2 separate regions of the Homo sapiens genome follow, and region 2 is linked to region 1. A link is a loop called in an ENCODE intact Hi-C map of the cell type or tissue named here. Cell type or tissue: heart left ventricle. All regions are shown on one strand. Links, peaks and the distances in the headings refer to the core of each region. The heading gives the core; the rest is flanking DNA.

What was found. Hi-C counts contacts between places; a loop is a spot of excess contacts. Peaks named below come from ENCODE experiments on the same cell type or tissue, not always from the same donor. Only the 100,000 strongest peaks of a DNase experiment are listed, where the experiment ranks them.
Region 2: a loop joins it to region 1, with 22 times the contacts of the local background. A loop is called at or near these places in 1 of 110 quality-filtered maps.

What each region holds. Positions count from the first base shown.
Region 1 is chr13:22,422,900-22,431,564 of GRCh38, reverse strand. LOC107984599 (a long non-coding RNA gene) reads right to left here and starts at 3,509. Exons shown (of 3, transcript XR_001749779.2): 1 at 2,893-3,509. In heart left ventricle, for the core only: no CTCF peak of the experiment used is centred there; no DNase peak of the experiment used is centred there; H3K27ac peaks cover 3,793 bases.
Region 2 is chr13:22,353,877-22,362,541 of GRCh38, reverse strand. No RefSeq gene overlaps it. Among named protein-coding and RNA genes, the nearest start is that of LINC00540, 150 kb to the right of the region's middle. In heart left ventricle, for the core only: no CTCF peak of the experiment used is centred there; no DNase peak of the experiment used is centred there; H3K27ac peaks cover 994 bases.

The DNA.
Region 1 (8,665 bases), core at 403-8,402:
TAAGTTTTTTTCTTGCAGAGTAACATTTTGAATAATTTCTTCAAGTTTTCTGCAATAAGCATGAATTTATCTTATGATGAGGAAAAACTCATAAAATGTACTTTTAAAAATAAACACAGAAAATGCATAGAAAGAGATTCTGCAAAATCAGAGTGCAGAAGTAGATTAGAACATCCTTCCTACAAAATATTTATGAGGTCATGTGGTAGGTAAATAATTTTTTGAATTAAAAAAATTTGGACATTGACGAATCATTATCACAAAAGCAAATGCAAGACTTAGAATGTCTATGAAGTACTGAACACAGAGGTAGCAGTGTATTGTACTTTTTGACTTATCTGGAAATTATTTTTCAGAAATTCAGTATTGAAGAGTAGTTAATAACATTTAACATGTGAGAACATTTACTATTTCTAACCAAAATTATTCTATTTCTGTAAAAAAAAGTTACATATTTTAGTCAACTCCTTGGAAATTAGCTTTTCTGTAATATCATCTATTGAGCTAATAAGAAAAGAGAGAAATATTCCACTGAAATTACCCCCAAAAAAGTCTGGTGACTATATACTCAGTGAGAGAGAAGGGTATCACAAAAAACTATATTTTATTTCCAAATATCTGAAAAAATGCCTGGCAGTCTTCAACATCATTTAAATACAAAATGGCTTGGTTGTCGTATATTGTGAATAAATATAAGTACTGAAAGAAAAATTTATGATGGGAAACTGCAATGGTAAATGCATCAAATAGATCTGAAAGACCCAATGAGTAAATGAAACTTAGAAGGGAAGAAGTATTTGCTCAACTGACATTAAAACACCTTCCATATGAGAATAACAATTTTCTCCAAATGCTTTCCAAATGAGATTTTGTCACCACTCTTAAGTTTGGCTGAAGAAATCAAAGTCATGAGGTCACATGAGATCAAACGAAATGAAAAGTTTAATTAATCATTTTATGAATTAAATCAATGAAGAAAACCAAACTGGAAGATAAATTGTCTTTTGTTTTTGCCAGTAGCAGGTTCTTAAGAGCCTGAATAATTCAGGTGATAGCCTGACATGTTTTATTAATTAATTTTTTACCTTTTTATTATATGATATATCAATCATTGTTAGATATCATCACAAGTTTCCCTCTTCTCTCACATTCTCCTGTCCTTTCTATTTTTTGAAAGCACTAAACACTGACATGTTATGTATCTGAGTATTTTACTATCTTCCCCCACTACAATATGAGTTCTATGTGAGAATAAAAGCTAGAATATAGAAGTATGTGTAATTATTGGAAAAACGTTCTCAATTAAAGATGTGTTTTAGGACTTCATGTGTTTAAAGTTAGTGCCTAAATCCAACAGAGTAGAGGAATTTTATAACTGATTAGAAGTACTATGGAATCCCCACATTTGATAAGTGCCATTAAAAAGGCAAAGATATTAGTTTTTAAAAAAACCTCATTAAAAAGCGGGCAAAGGACATGGAGACACTTCTCAAAAGAAGACATTTATGCGGCCAACAAACATGAACAAAAGCTCAACATCACCAATCATTAGAGAAATGCAAATCAAAACCACAATGAGATACCACCTCATGCCAGTCAGAATAGCTATTATTAAAAAGTCAAGAAACAATAGATGCTGGCAAGGCTGTGGAGAAACAGGAATGCTTTCACACTGCTGGTGGGAATGTAAATTTGTTCAACCATTGTGGAAGACAGTGTGGTGATTCCTCAAAGACCTAGAGCCAGAAATGCCATTTGACCCAGCAATCCCATTACTGGGCACATACCCAAGGGAATAGAAATCATTCTATTATAAAGACATGTGTGTTTGTTACAGCACTATTCACAATAGCAAAGACATGGAATCAACCCAAATGCCCATCAATGATAGACTGAATAAAGAAAATGTGGTACATATACACCATGGAATACTATGCAGCCATAAAAAGGAAGAAGATTATGTCCTTTGCAGGGATACGGATGGAGCTGGAAGCCATTATCCTCAGCAAACTAATATGGCAACAGAAAACCAAATACCGTATGCTCTCGCTTATAAGTGGGAGCTGAACAATGAGAACGTATGGATACAGGGAGGGGAACAACACACACTGGGGGCTGGTGGGGGTATTGGGGGTGGGGGGAGGAACAGCATCAGGATAAATAGCCAATGCATGCTGGGCTTAATACCTAGGTGACTTGTTGACAGGTGCAGCAAAAAACTCTGGCACACGTTTACCTATGTAACAAACCTGCACATCCTGAACATGTATCCGAGAACTTAAAGTAAAATACCATATATTTCAATATTTAAAATTTCATGTTGTCCTAACAACGACAACAAAAATCTCTAGATGATACTGTTAACTGTGTTGCTTATTTAACCTAACCAAAAATTAAGTTTTGAAATGGGAATAATATAAATTGACATTTTTACTTGCAATAGCAAGAGTTTTTTGAGGGCTCATCTCCTAAGTCTGTAATGCAGGTACCTGCAGATCCCAGGATAGGAGCCCACTGAGAACCTAGAATGAATTTTTTAAAGCACATAACAATAATACCCTTTGGAAAATATTTAGACTGACACCTCTGGTCTCAGCATTGCAAAAGACTTTTCTTTCCCTGGAAGCAACATCCTTTTATTTGCATGATTCTTTTGAGAGACTTTCTTGCTTTAATTGACTAATTAAGTTAAAGGCCACAGTATAGTGCTAGAAGTATTTTCCTCTAAAAGGAGCACTTTGGCCTTTAAGTGTTTCAAAGAATGGCCTCCTTCACCACAAGTGCCATAGGGCTTGGCACCTCTGTCCACATGCATACCGTTTCTTTGAGTCTAAAAGGGAAGAGGGAGATAGAAAGAAAAAATCTGCCAGTCTTTCCTGCCTCCCAACTTACTCATTTCCAACGAATGCCTTAGTGACTGGCTGCTAAGTGGGCGAATCCCAGCAAACCACATTCTGCTATGTGTGGAAACAGTTCAAAAGTTTCAGTCGTTCGGTCCAACCAGTGGATGGTCTTTTCCTGTAAACGTGGCCCAAAGACGTTTATATGAAGTTGTAGGTGGACTTGACCTTAGTCAGGCTTAGAGGAAAAGGCAGTCTTCCAAGAATTCTAGAACTCAGTGCTTCACATCCAGTTAGAAAGAACCCATAAACAGCTGTACAGAGGCCATGTGGTCCTCTCCCAGCTGAAAACCCTTAAAAACAGCAAACTAAGTAAATGGCTGTGGTATTTATTTATGCTGTTTATCACTCTGGTAGAATGTGGACTAGGATAGTAGCCTGGGAGATTATCTTGTGGCGATGATGCAATTATAGCCCAGTGCTGCACAGCTGATAAGGTGACCTACAACGTCCTCCCCGAGATGAGGGGTTTTGAGATTGCAGAAGCCAGTCTGTTCTGAACGCTGGTGCCTACTGTAACGGGAAAGACCCCTCACCCACTATCGCCAATGCACGGCAATTCTCTGATGGTGCCTTTTCTTGCTTAAAACTACTGTTTTAATGTTTTGATGGGTGTGACCTTTGTAGACAGTAAGTAAAGTCTTTCTCGTGCTGTGACTGGTACTTGTTCAGGAAAGTTGCAGAGGCCACAGGACAGAAGCTGAAGCCAGGAGTTCATGGCCAAAGCATCCATGAGCTCTCTGGCTATGGCTGGCATATCGCTGAACACCAATTTTTGCTCTACTTGACCCTTTTGGAAAATCAAACTCACAATCACTTTCTTCCAGGAAGGATTGAACAGAAACTTATTTTTAAATCTTTGATGGTAAAACTAAGCAATAAAAGATTTCTCCGAGCAATTATTGCAAATGCTTGACTATATTTCTCATTGTTTCCTGATTCTTTCCCTACCATCAATGACAAATTATGACATCTCCACTCATACCTCTCTCTTTTCCATTTTCATTGCCATCATCCTTACTCAGAGCCTCACTATCTATTCCCTAAAATCACTGCAGTAGTTTAGTCAATTTTCCTTTCAATTTATGCTAAACACCACAGCAAGATTAATTTTTCTAAAGTATACTATTGATCTAAAAAAAAAACAAACCACCAACTGATAGATGTCTGCTGCCTATCAAATTGAGTGAGATGCCTTAGTTGTGTACTAAACACTTCAATGTGTCAACCCTTTGAGCCCCAACTTTTTAAATATCCATTATCCTTTCTCCCATATATCAGTCTTAACTCCAGTTTTGGGGAGATGCCTGTGCTTTGGGTTCAGCTTAGATTAGATCATCAGGTTTTAGAAAACAGCTGAAGACTTTGAGCAAGAGAATGATGTGGTCATAGAAATGTTTCGGGTGGGTCTGGGTTATGGCTTTGGAGGGTGACTGAGCAGGGTAAAAGCCACTGCCTGTGTCTGGGCAGGCAAGGATGAGGGCTTACACCAGACAGCTGAAGGAGGCATGCAGAAGGCGGCGATGAGCTCAGGCACCAAAAGAAAGGATTTCTAGAAAGGACAATATTTGATAAGGTGGAATGAATTAAAAATAAGAGAAAAAGACAACTTCCAGATTCCACATTCAATTTGAGCTATCTTTTAAGACTGTTTCTGTAACAGGCCTTATAAGTGAAGCATGAGGTGGTAAGTCAATGACCTTCAGTTTAAAATGGCATATGTATTATTTCATTTCAAACACCACTCAGATTAACATGACTCGTTTTTCCACTAATTCCCTACTCCCAGCATTTATCATCTTTTTAACCACAGGCCTATCAAATAATCGGATTGTCTTCCTCAGAATATTTTTAGTACCTCTGTCAGTATATGGCAAATCATCAACATGGTGAGTTTGCAGTTAACCATTATTTTAATTGCTATGTACTTTCTGACTGTGGAGCACAGACGAAAATATATTCACTGTGAGGTCATTTAAAGCAATATTTTAACACACAATTCCTTTAAACAGACACAGAATGATCTGCGATATCTGCAGGAACACTAAACATGGTATAGCTATGCTATGCTACATGATTAGTAGCACTGGCTGTACCCGTGCTCAACAAACGTTTGTTGACGTTTTCTTCAAATTCTAAGATATTCTTCAATGTTGTCAAGTTGAAAATACAATGGTACTATTAGAGAAAAACAGGTGCAATAGTTACCGCTACCACCCCAGAAAGGGAAATTGATATAGCACTTTCTAACTTGTTTGGACCATTGCTTTATTTATAAAAATATGTGTGGGCAGTTTGTTGTTAAATTCTTTGAAACCTTTATTTAGAAAAAAAAATGACATAAAAGCTTTTTTGCTTGTTGGGAAACAGAAGGGTTAGGAAAATGTTAGGCTGTGACTTGCTCCTTGAGTGAACGTGGTTCTCATTAACTCACAGGAATCAGAAAGTAAAGAACACCAGAGGCTAGGAACTCTACAGTGAAAATGCTGAATATCTGATGAAATGTGTCTTACAAATAAAATCTCAGACTCTTTTCAGAGCTCTTAATACACTCTCAAGGGTGAAATGTGTTTGTTTTTAGCAAAGTAGATTAGCTTACATCTTGTGATGGGAAAAGTCTGTGTAATGCTCGTGTCCTTTAGCTCTCATTTCGGAGCAGTTCGTTCGGGTTGTATCTTTTGGCCATAGTTGTGGATCTCAATTTTCTACCCTGTCTGGGTGTTAAATCGTTTTCTGTCTGCTGTCAAGCTGTCTCTTTTAGTTCCCATACCCTCCTCCTCTTTTTGTAAGGTACTTACTTATTTCTAAGGTCAGGTGGAATTCAACTTTAGTTTTCTTTCTTTATCATGCACTTCAAAATCTAGCATTGCTTCATATATCTGACTGCCAAATATGGCCAGTTTTAACCAGAATATAAATTACTGGACTCTAAACATTTGTACAAATTTTGTACAAACCACATGTTCAGTGGGACTGGCTCTTTTAGAGCCCAAAGAAGGTGGAATAGGCATTTGAGCAACAGACAGGTTTTGAACAATAACTATTCCCAGTAGTTGAATGATGTGGAGAACAAGCCAACATGAACCACCACCATTGTCTGTACCATCTTTTACGATACTTCTATGCTTTCAAAAACCCGGAGTGAGGTACCATTCCCAAGCCAGCAGGCCACCTCCATCAACCCTCCTGGATTGATTCCCCCACTAAGCCGGGGCGACCAGGCCTTCTTTTATTCTTTCTCATGGCAAATAGTCCAACAGATGTTTCCTAGAGGGCTGTAGTGGCAGGGAGATTGATTTCTTGGCTTTCTGGGGTGTTAATATAGTATCTTGAAAATTATGTCATGTGGATTACAGTCCTTACTCTTGTCTAAAAGAAACTTTACACGTGTTTGGAAGAGGATACATGTCTATATGGAATTACTTTGGCAATGGCCTTTATTTCGGCTTCCAAATCAAGGAGGGCAACTTCAAATACCAAAAGACAGCTTCAGCATGATTCAGAACCCAAGTGCAAGATCTCCATCACAAAGCAATGTTATGCAGCTCATCACAGATATGTACTATAATGAATTCTGGCAGGCACACTATTATTGTCTCCTGATGAAAAGTATGACAGTTTATCAAGACTATTTTGAATTCTAATCCTGTTCTCCAACCAGCTTGCCTAGCTTCCACATGTTGGTAATAATAGCTAACACTGATATAGCAATTTATTCTATACCAGGCACACTTAAAAACAGTTTACATATATCAATTAATTTAATTTATTTCTCACAACCACCCTATGATGTAAATATTATTATGACTTCGCGTTAAAGATGGGGAACTGATACACAGAGGAGTTAAGTAACTTGCCCCATATCCAATAGCTAGTGAGTGCTAGAATCAGGATTTGAACCCATTAGTCTCAGTATGAGATGTAACTACTTCATTCCCTTCTTCAGCCCCATTCAAAATTGGTAAGTCATTAATGTAAAATCTTTAAAAAACAAACAGTTTCAGAATGAATTCCAACAAAACAGTCTTGATTTTTACTTCATTCACTCATGGTTATTAAGCAGTGAAGTCAAATTAAGATTTTTTTGCTAAGGCAATCTATGGGGGAAATGTTACAGAGTGGGACTCTGAGGAGCACAAGCCCAGAGCCAGAGAGGCCATTTGGGGGGCTATTGCAATGGAGATAAGAGTTGTAAGGGCCTGGAGCTGGGCAACAGGACTGTAGTGGTAAAATTCGTATTACGGTCAGGAGTTACAACCAGCATTTGGTGCTTCATCTCTGCTTCACCACTTATCAGCATGGTGTTCCTGGGAAAGCTTCTCAGCTTCTTTGTGCCTCAATGTCTTTATCTGTGAAATGGTAATAAAAGTCATATCTGGCTCATAGAATAATTTTGAGAATTAAATGAATTAACATATATAGAACACTTAGAACAGTGGCTGGCATGTTGTAGTCACTCTGTGACTGAATATAATTACTACTACTATTATTAAGTACATATGGGCATGAAAGATAAAAACAGGCAAAATTGCTCCCAATTTCTAACTTGAGTGACTCTGGAAATAATGGCATCATTGACTGAAAATAAGAATAGATTAAAAAAAAGAGGCAGGAGAAAACATTAACCATATAGTAGAAAAGATGCCTTATTGATGGAACAAGATCCTAAAAGAAACCAGGGAGAAAAGGGTCAAGAGGAGGAGAGCTTGGTCTTGAGATGACAAGGGCTAAATGAGATAATAATGGATGCAGCTGTAACTACCTTCGCTTCAGAGAAAGGGGAGCTTGGGAATTGTTCGTGTCGTCAGGCCTCAGTTCCCTGGATGAATGTTCCTGAATGGGATACAATGAAATGGCAAGAATGCAAGAGAGTTCAATGAGAAAGCATCCAACCACCAGCTGTACTCAGTCTAGAAGGAAGAAAGTGAATGAGGCTCGGTGTATACTCATAGACTAACAGAGCAGGGGTAATTGAGGAATCAAGGAACTGAAGGACTCCAAGTAACAGGGAGCAGGTATGGTGAACCTTAAAATATGAGAAAGATAGGAGGATGAGCAGTAGTGATGGGAGAGTTTAAATTTTTTGTGGTATTGAGTCAGAGTAGGAAGTTGAAGTATGCTGAAGGTCAATAGAACTGACAGTGTCAAAAAACCTTGAGGCAGAAATGTTGGCTAGATTGGCCCCATGTGTGTTGAAATTGTTCAGTTTGAAGGCACAACATGGGCTGTAGAGGATGACTGTGAGCTGGGTGCTAATGTCATCAGTACTTGCAGGAGAATCATCACAGTGTGGGTTGTTTCATTATAACAATAAGAATAGCTAAAGGTGAGAACATTGGGTGGCATGAACTAAGAAGGAAAGCAGCTCGGCATAAAGACACAAGAAAAATTCTTTATAAGTGGCATCAAATAGTCCAAGGAAGACCAATCCCTCTTGCAGGCTTTGAGTAGACCAGAAAAACCTTCCTTTCTGAGAGTAACAGAAAAGGAAAAAATTCAGCACAGAGCCAGGATTTCTTTAAGAGTTGGAGGGAACATCTGTGAAAGGTTGGTGGTGCGAGAGGAATTTATACCACCTCTGAAAGGGAGCTCTCAGAGGACACAGGTGATGGATAAAAAATTAGGAAAAGTGGGGAGGGGAGACGAAAAGAATCAAAGCAGTGTGAGGAAAAAATGTAGTTGAACATTGAGTGGGGCGTGGGGGAGCAGAGGGAGTACCATGGCCAAGAGTCAGAGTGTGCACGTCATGTTCAAAAGCTTCCAGA
Region 2 (8,665 bases), core at 426-8,425, 69 kb after region 1:
TTTCTGCATCTATTGAGATAATCATACGGTTTTTGTCTTTAGTTTGGTTAATGTGATGAATCACATTTATTGATTTGCATATGTTGAATCAGCACTGCATCCCAGGAATAAAGTCTACTTGATCATGGTGAATAAGATTTTGATGTGCTGCTAATTTCAATTTGCCAGTATTTTGTTGATAATTTTTGAATCAATGTTCATCAAGGGTATTAACCTAAAGTTTTCTTTTTTTATTGTGTCTCTGCCAGGTTTTGATATCAGGAGGATGCTGGCCTCACAGAATGAGTTAAGAAGGAGTCCCTCCTCCTCAATTTTTTGGAGTAGTTTCAGTGGGAATGCTACCAGCTCTTCTTTGTATATCTGGTAGAATTCAACTGTGAATCCATCTGTTCCTCAGCTTTTTTTGATTGGTAGGCTATTTATTACGGATTGAATTTCAGAGCTCTTTAATGGTCCATTCAGGGATTCAATTTCTTCCTGGATCAATCCAGGAATTTATCTACCTATATTTAAGGAACACTAATTCTATTCAATTATTCCAAAAAATCAAGGATAAAGAAATACTTCCAAACTTATTCTACAAGGCTAATGTTATCTTGCTATCAAAACCAGGCAAAGGCACACCAAAAAAAAAAAAAGAAGAAGAAGAAGAAAGAAAACTACAGGCCAATGTATCTGATGAATACAGATGCAAAAATCCTCAACAAAAACAAAAAAATAGCAAACCAGATTCAACTATACACCAAAAAGATCGTTCATCATGGTCAAGATGCAATCATTAAAAAGTCAGGAAACAACAGGTGCTGGAGAGGATGTGGAGAAATACGAACACTTTTACACTGTTGGTGGGACTGTAAACTAGTTCAACCATTGTGGAAGTCAGTGTGGCGATTCCTCAGGGATCTAGAACTAGAAATACCATTTGACCCAGCCATCCCATTACTGGGTATATACCCAAAGGACTATAAATCACGCTGCTATAAAGACACATGCACACGTATGTTTATTGCAGCATTATTCACAATAGCAAAGACTTGGAACCAACCCAAATGTCCAACAATGATAGACTGGATTAAGAAAATGTGGCACATATACACCATGGAATACTATGCAGCCATAAAAAATGATGAGTTCATGTCCTTTGTAGGGACATGGATGAAATTGGAAATCATCATTCTCAGTAAACTATCGCAAGAAGAAAAAACCAAACACTGCATATTCTCACTCATAGGTGGGAATTGAACAATGAGATCATATGGACACAGGAAGGGGAACATCACACTCTGGGGACTGTTGTGGGGTTGGGGGAGGGGGGAGGGATAGCACTGGGAGATATACCTAATGCTAGATGACAAGTTAGTGGGTGCAGCACACCAGCATGGCACATGTATATGTATGTAACTAACCTGCACAATGTGCACATGTACCCTAAAACTTAAAGTATAATAAAAAAATAAATTAAAAATAAAATAAAATAAAATAAAAACAACAACAAAAAAGATGCAAGGATGGTTCAACATATGCAAATCCATAAATGTAATACATCATATCACAAAATGAAGGACAAAAATCATATCATAACTTCAACTGATGCTGAAAAAATATTCCATAAAATTTAACATGTCTTCATGATAAAAACTCTCTAAAAAATTGTATAGAAGGAATACTCCTCAACACAATAAAAACCATGCATAATAAACCCACAGCTAGTATCATACCAAACAGGGAAAACCTGAAGCCTTTTCTCTATGATCTGGAAGAATAAAAGGATGCTCACTTTCACCACTTTTCTTCAACTGGCCAGAGCAACTAGACAAGAGAAAGAAATAAAGAGCATCCAGATTAGAAAGGAAGACGCCAAATTATCCTTGTTTGGAGATGATATGGTCTTATATTTTAAAAAACCTAAAGACTCCACTAAGAGACTTTTAAAACTTATAAACAAATTCAGTAAAGTTGCAGGATACAGAATCAATATACAAAAATCAGTAGCATTTTATACATCAACAGCAAACAATTTGAAGAAAAGAAACTAATTCCATTTACAATAGCTACAAATAAAATAAAATATATAGGAATAGACTTAACTAAAGAAATGAAAGATTTCTAAAATGATCTCTAAAATAAAACATTACAGAAAGCAATTGAAGCAATGACAGAAGAATGGAAAGATAGTCCATGTTTATGAATGGAAAGAATCAGTATTGTTAAAATGACCATACTGCCCAAAACAATCTACAGATTCAGTGCAATCCCTATCAAAATACCCATGACATTCCTCACAAAAACAGAAAAAATAATTGTAAAATTTATATAAAACCAGAAAGAAAAACCAGAATAACCAATGCCATGCTGAACATTTTGAAGAAAACTGGAGAAATCACATTATTTGACTCGAAATTATACTACAGAGCTATCGTAACCAAAACAGCATGATACTGGCATAAAAACAGACAAATAGACCAACTGGACAGAATAGAGAACCCAGAAATAAATCCACACATTTATAGTCAACATATTTTGATGAAGGTGCCAACAACATACAGTAAGAAAAGGACAGTCTCTTCAATAAATGGTACTGGCTGTGGAAACTAGATATCCATATCCAGAAGAATGAAACTAGCTTCCTTTCTCTTATCATATACAAAAATCAAATCAAAATGGATTAAAGACTTAAATCTATGACCTCAATCTATGAAACTACTAGAAAAAAACTTAAACACTCTAGTTACATTGGTCTTGGCAATGATTTTTTGAGTAAGATCTCAAAAACACATGCAACCAAAGCAAAAATGGACAAATGGGATAATATCAAACTAAAAAGTTTCTGTGCAACAAAGAAAAAAAAATCAACAGAGTGAAGAGGCAACCCACAGAATGGAAGAAAATATTTGCAAACTACTCATCTCACAGGATATTAATAACCAGAATATATAAGGAGCTCAAACAACTCAATACAAAATTTTAAAAGCAAATACACAAATAATCCAATTAAAAAGGGACAAGTGAGCTGAATAGACCTTTTTCAAAAGAAGACATACAAATGGCCAACAGGTATAAGTAAAACAGATGAACATCACTAATCTTCAGAGAAATGCAAATTAAAACTATGATGAGATACCTTCTCACCTCAGTTAAAATAGTTTTTATCCAAAAGACAGACAATAATGAGTACTAGCTAGGATGTGAAGAAAGGAAACTTGTTCTTTGTTTGTAGGAATACAAATTAGTAAAGCCTCTACGGAGAACAGTATAAAGGTTCCTCAAAAAACAAAAAATATACTATACTACTATATGACCCAGCAATCCCCTTGCTGAGTATATATTCAAATGAAAGGAAATAAGTTTATTGAAGAGATATCTGCATTCCCACATTTATTGCAGCACTATTCTTAATAGCAAAGACGTGGGATCAATCTATGTGTTTATCAATGAATAAATTGATTTAAAAGTGTGACACACAAACACATATACAGCTGAATATCATTCAGCTATAAAAAGAATAAAATCCTGTCATTTGCAACATCATGGATGGAACTGGAGGCCATTATGTTGACTGAAATAAGCCAGAGACAGAAAGGCAAATATCTTTGTCTTTCTCACTCACATGTGGGAGCTTTCATTTAAAAAGAACTCTTGGAGATAGAGAGTGGAATGATGGTTGCCAGAGTGTGGAAATGGCAGCAGGGTGGGGAGTGGGGGAGGTGGGATAAAGTGGGGATGGTTAATGGGTAAAAAGTACAGTTAGATAGAAGGAATTGGTAGCACAATAATGTGACTATAGTTAACAATAATTTATTACATATTTTAAAATAAGTAGAACAGTGAAATTGGGATGTTCCAAACACAAAGAAATAATAAAGGCTTGAGGTGATAATGGATGCTCCAATTACCCTGACTGGATGCTCCAATTACCTTGATTATTACACATTGTATGCTTGTATCAAAACATCACATGTTCCTCTTAAATATATGCAACCATTATGTACCATAATAAATAATTTTTTTTTTGAGACGGAGTTTCACTCTTGTTGCCCAGGCTGGAGTGCAATGGCATGATCTCAGCTCACCGCAACCTCTACCTCCCGGGTTCAAGCGATTCTCCTGCCTCAGCCTCCTGAGTAGCTGGGATTACAGGCATGTGCCACCACGCCCCGCTAATTTTATATTTTTAGTAGAGACGGGGTTTCTCCATGTTGGTCAGGCTGGTCTGGAACTCACGACCTCAGGTGATTCGCCTGCCTCGGCCTCCCAAAGTTCTGGGATTACAGGCGTGAGCCACCGCCCCCAGCCAATAAATAAAAATTATTTAAGAAAAAAAGTAAAACTTTTAAAGACAAAAAGTGACGTAAAAATGACATTCTTATAGTCATAAATTGGTAAACACCCTGCTCTCCACACAATATATATAGTCTTTGGCCTTAGAAAATGTGTTTCAAAAATGACTCTGATATCTTAATAAGGCTTAGGGTTTATCATTATTTTACATTTATTTACAATTTGTTATTCTTTATATGAAAGAATATAGGCCACTAATGATATCTCTTGTTTTCTCTATCTGAATTGAAATGGTAAAATCTAGATGATCCCAGGTATGTTCAGGAAATGCTTTACCACCAGGGCCTCATGAAATTTAATAACATATTTAGTCATCATTCAAATATTGAATGAACTATTCAAATTTATCAAAAGTTTACCTTAAAGCTACAGCTCTGATAACAGCCCTAGTGAGGAAAAAATTTACCAAGCTTTTATATCATGTTTTATAATTATTTTCTACATTTTTGTTTTTCTCTGAACTACTCCAGAAAACATTTCTTAATTAAATTCTTCTTTAAAATTTATTCTATCAGGAAACAAATCATCACTTTAATTTTTCCAACAACTTTTAGCTTTGGGTTGAGCTACAGCTACCCAAATATTTCTTGGAGTTAGGGGGATATGTCACTAGCCTATTTCAACAGAATAAACTGAAAACTTATATAATTTTTAAAAATATTATTATTCCAAAAGCAGTACTACAAAACAGTATTTTCCCATAGAGCATTTAAAAAATAAAAAAGGATAAAATCTCCCTACCCACATCCTACAGTTTAAAGACTCTTCCTAGTTAATCGAGTTGAGTCACTGTCACACTGGTTCTGTGGTTCAAAGTTTCTGGAACACTCCTGACTCATAGGCCCAATATAGCCACACTTCATCAACAGATACCATTTTCTGTGCTCTTGTTGCCTGCATCTGAAACAAACCACAGTAGCTTCCCCAGCCACCTCCTTCATGCAGAAGAAGAGAAAGAACTGACGACGCCCCTTGAGTGCCTTCTCCTGCAGGCCCTTGACTGTTGAGGATACCCAGTTGTTTCAGCTTCAGCAGACACCCTCCTTTACCCCTTCCTGATGGTTATTCTGCCCCAGATATTTTAGAAGAAGAACAAAATTATTAAGCCTGACCATTAGTTAAAAAGGTAATGCTAAAATAACTAATTCCCTAGAATGAAAACTGTATAGGCAGGGAAATAAAGAGATGTTGGTCAAAGGGTGCAAAATGCAGGTAAATGATGAATATATTCTGGGGATCTAATACACAGCATGACTGTAGTTAACAATACTGTATTGTATACTTGAAATTTGCTAAGACAGTAGATCTGGAATGTTCACACCACACACACAAATAACTACATGAGATGATTGATGTGTTAACTAACCTGATTGCGTTAATCGTTCCTATATATATAATATATATATTATATGCATATCAAAAACTCATGTTGCACACCTTAAATATACACAATTTTGTCAACTATACCTCGATAAAGCTAGGGGACAGGGAAAAAGCAAAGTTCCTTCACTTAAGAAACAAAAAGAAATCTGTATCATCCTCTTGATAAAAAAATTTTCCCTTTTCAGTAGACTGAGAAAACACTTTTCAAATTTTTGACCAACTACTCTTATAATAAAATATATTTTATTTCATAACCATAGGCGTGGCCTAATTCCTAAAACACGTTGACATATATGTAGAGAAAAAAAAGTTTCACAGTACAATCGTAAAGCTTGGTTATTAGTCAGTTTTGCTGTAATAATCCTGCATAACAAGCAGCCTCAAATCTTAATGCTTACAGTAACAATGAATTCTTTCTCAAATATGATTGTGTTATCAACTGTGACTCTGCTGGGATTGGATAGAATCTACTGAGTCAGGCTCCAGACTGAGAGTTGCAATCAGGTTTATTTAACTGATTTTCTCATTCTCAGACCAGGGTCTTCTCTTGTGGAAGTACATGGGTATCCAAGAGCATATGTGGTGACAAAAGATGCTCTTAAATCTTCTGCTAAAAACTACATACTAGTACTTCTTTCTATATATTGTTAGTCACAGCAAAGTATATAGCCAAGCTCAAAGTCAAAAGACAAGTCAACAGGAGAGTGGGAAAAGAAGAAAGAATTATGTAAAAATACCCTCCACCACAACTTACCATCTGTGATTTGTATTTTTCTCTATATTTTCTCTCATTTAAAAAATTGATATTCACAACCACCCAAACTAATTCTACAACCTATAAATAAGTCATGGTCATACCTTACAAAACACTGGACTAGAGCATCTTTGAAATATGAAACCAAATTATAAACAATTAATGGAAATTGTGTGAGTAAAGTCCCAGTCTGGGAAGTTCCAAGACCTGAATCCACCATTAACTAATTATGAAGCTATAAGTAAAGTATTTTTCGACTAAGACTTCAGATTGCTTTAAAATAAATTGTATCAATAGTGTTTTAATGAAATGCTATTATTTTTTCATTATTTATGGAAATAAATGTTTATCACTCTATTATTATTATTGTTATTATTATTATTATTGACACAGACTCTTGCTCTGTCGCCCAGGCTGAAGGGCAGTGGCGCGATCTCGGCTCACTGCAAGCTCTGCCTCCCGGGTTCACGCCATTCTCCTGCCTCAGCCTCCCTAGTAGCTGGGACTACAGGCGCCCGCCACCACGCCCGGCTAATTTTTTTGTATTTTTAGTAGAGATGGAGTTTCACCGCGTTAGCCAGAATGGTCTTGATCTGACCTCGTAATCTGCCCGCCTCGGCCTCCTCAAGTGCTGGGATTACAGGTGTGAGCCACAACGCCAGGCCCATCACTCTATTATTATTTAACAAATATACAGAAGCTTGCACTGAAGTAAGGAGGACAATATCTATTGCAAAAATCAGGACTCCTTTAAATGGTGGAAGAAATTAGGACTTGTAAATTCACTGTGTTGTAAATTACTTTTCCAGTTTTCCATACGAATGAAGAGAGTATGTGATGGGGCCATGAGAATGAGATTCAATAAGGAAAACTAATGGTATTATTGGATTTCAATTAGTTACATAATCTGAATCTTGTGGTTAATGTATGCCTTTTTTGACAATCCATTTCTTTGTTAAATAGTATTTGCAATTATTAAGTTCCTTCATTTTAATTTCCTAAAAACATTAATCTGTAACAATTTATTAGTTTTATTGTTAGTAGGTGCATTGAGAATTTTAACATTTTTTCAACTTTGTTAAATTTTTTAAGTGGCAGGATAAAAAAATTAACAACTTTATTTAAACAGAAAGCATTCACCCTTTTTAACTGTACAACTTAATAATTTTTAATAAATCTATACAGTCATACCATTATAACAATCCAATTTTGGAACTTTTTCATCATCATAAAAAGTTGTCTTGTGTCTACTGCAAACAATTTCTGTTTTTAATATCAGCCCCAAAAAACTTTAGATCTGTTCTCTGTCTATATAAATTTGCCTTTCCTAATCTTTCTTATGACTATTACCATATACAATGTTGCCTTTTTCTCTGGTTTCTTTCCCTTAGCACAAAATTTTTGATAATAATCTGTATTGTTTTATGTATGAACAGTTTATTTCTTTTTATCACCAAGTAATTTTCCATTATACAGAAATATCAGTATGTTTCCATGAACAGATTGATGGACATCTGAATTGTTGTTGATCTTTGACTTTTATAAAAAATGTTATTATAAACTTTTGCTTACATGTCATTGGGTAGATACATGTTTTCATTTCTCTTGGGTATACCCTTGACATGAAATTCCTGAATCATATGGTAAATAATGTTTAACTGTCAACGTTTTTTCCAAAATTATAATATTATTATACTTTCCCTTCAGCAATATTATAGGAGGGTACCAGTTCCTCCACATCATTGTCAACATTTGTTATTGTCGGATTTTTAAATTGTAGATATGATGGTGGGTATGTAATGATATAGAATTTTGGTTTTCACTAATGTTTATAGATGTTGAGCATATTTTCATATTTTATTATCTATTCAAACATAATTATATTAGCTATTTATATTTTTTTGGTAAAATGTGCAGCTAATTTTTAATTTATTTGTCTTCTTGATAATGAGTTGCAGGAGCTTTTTTATATGTCTGTATAACAAGTCTTTTATGAGATAATTTTTGGAACCATTTTCCTGTAAGCCTCCTCACTTCTCATTTTGTTAATCGTGTCTTTTGGAGAAAAAATGTTTTAAATATTCAGAAGTCTAACTTATTATTTTTAATTGGCTATGCTTTTAGTGTCTTATGTGAAAAAGTATTTTCCTAACGTAAGGTTACAAATACATTTCCAATGTTTAATTTTCA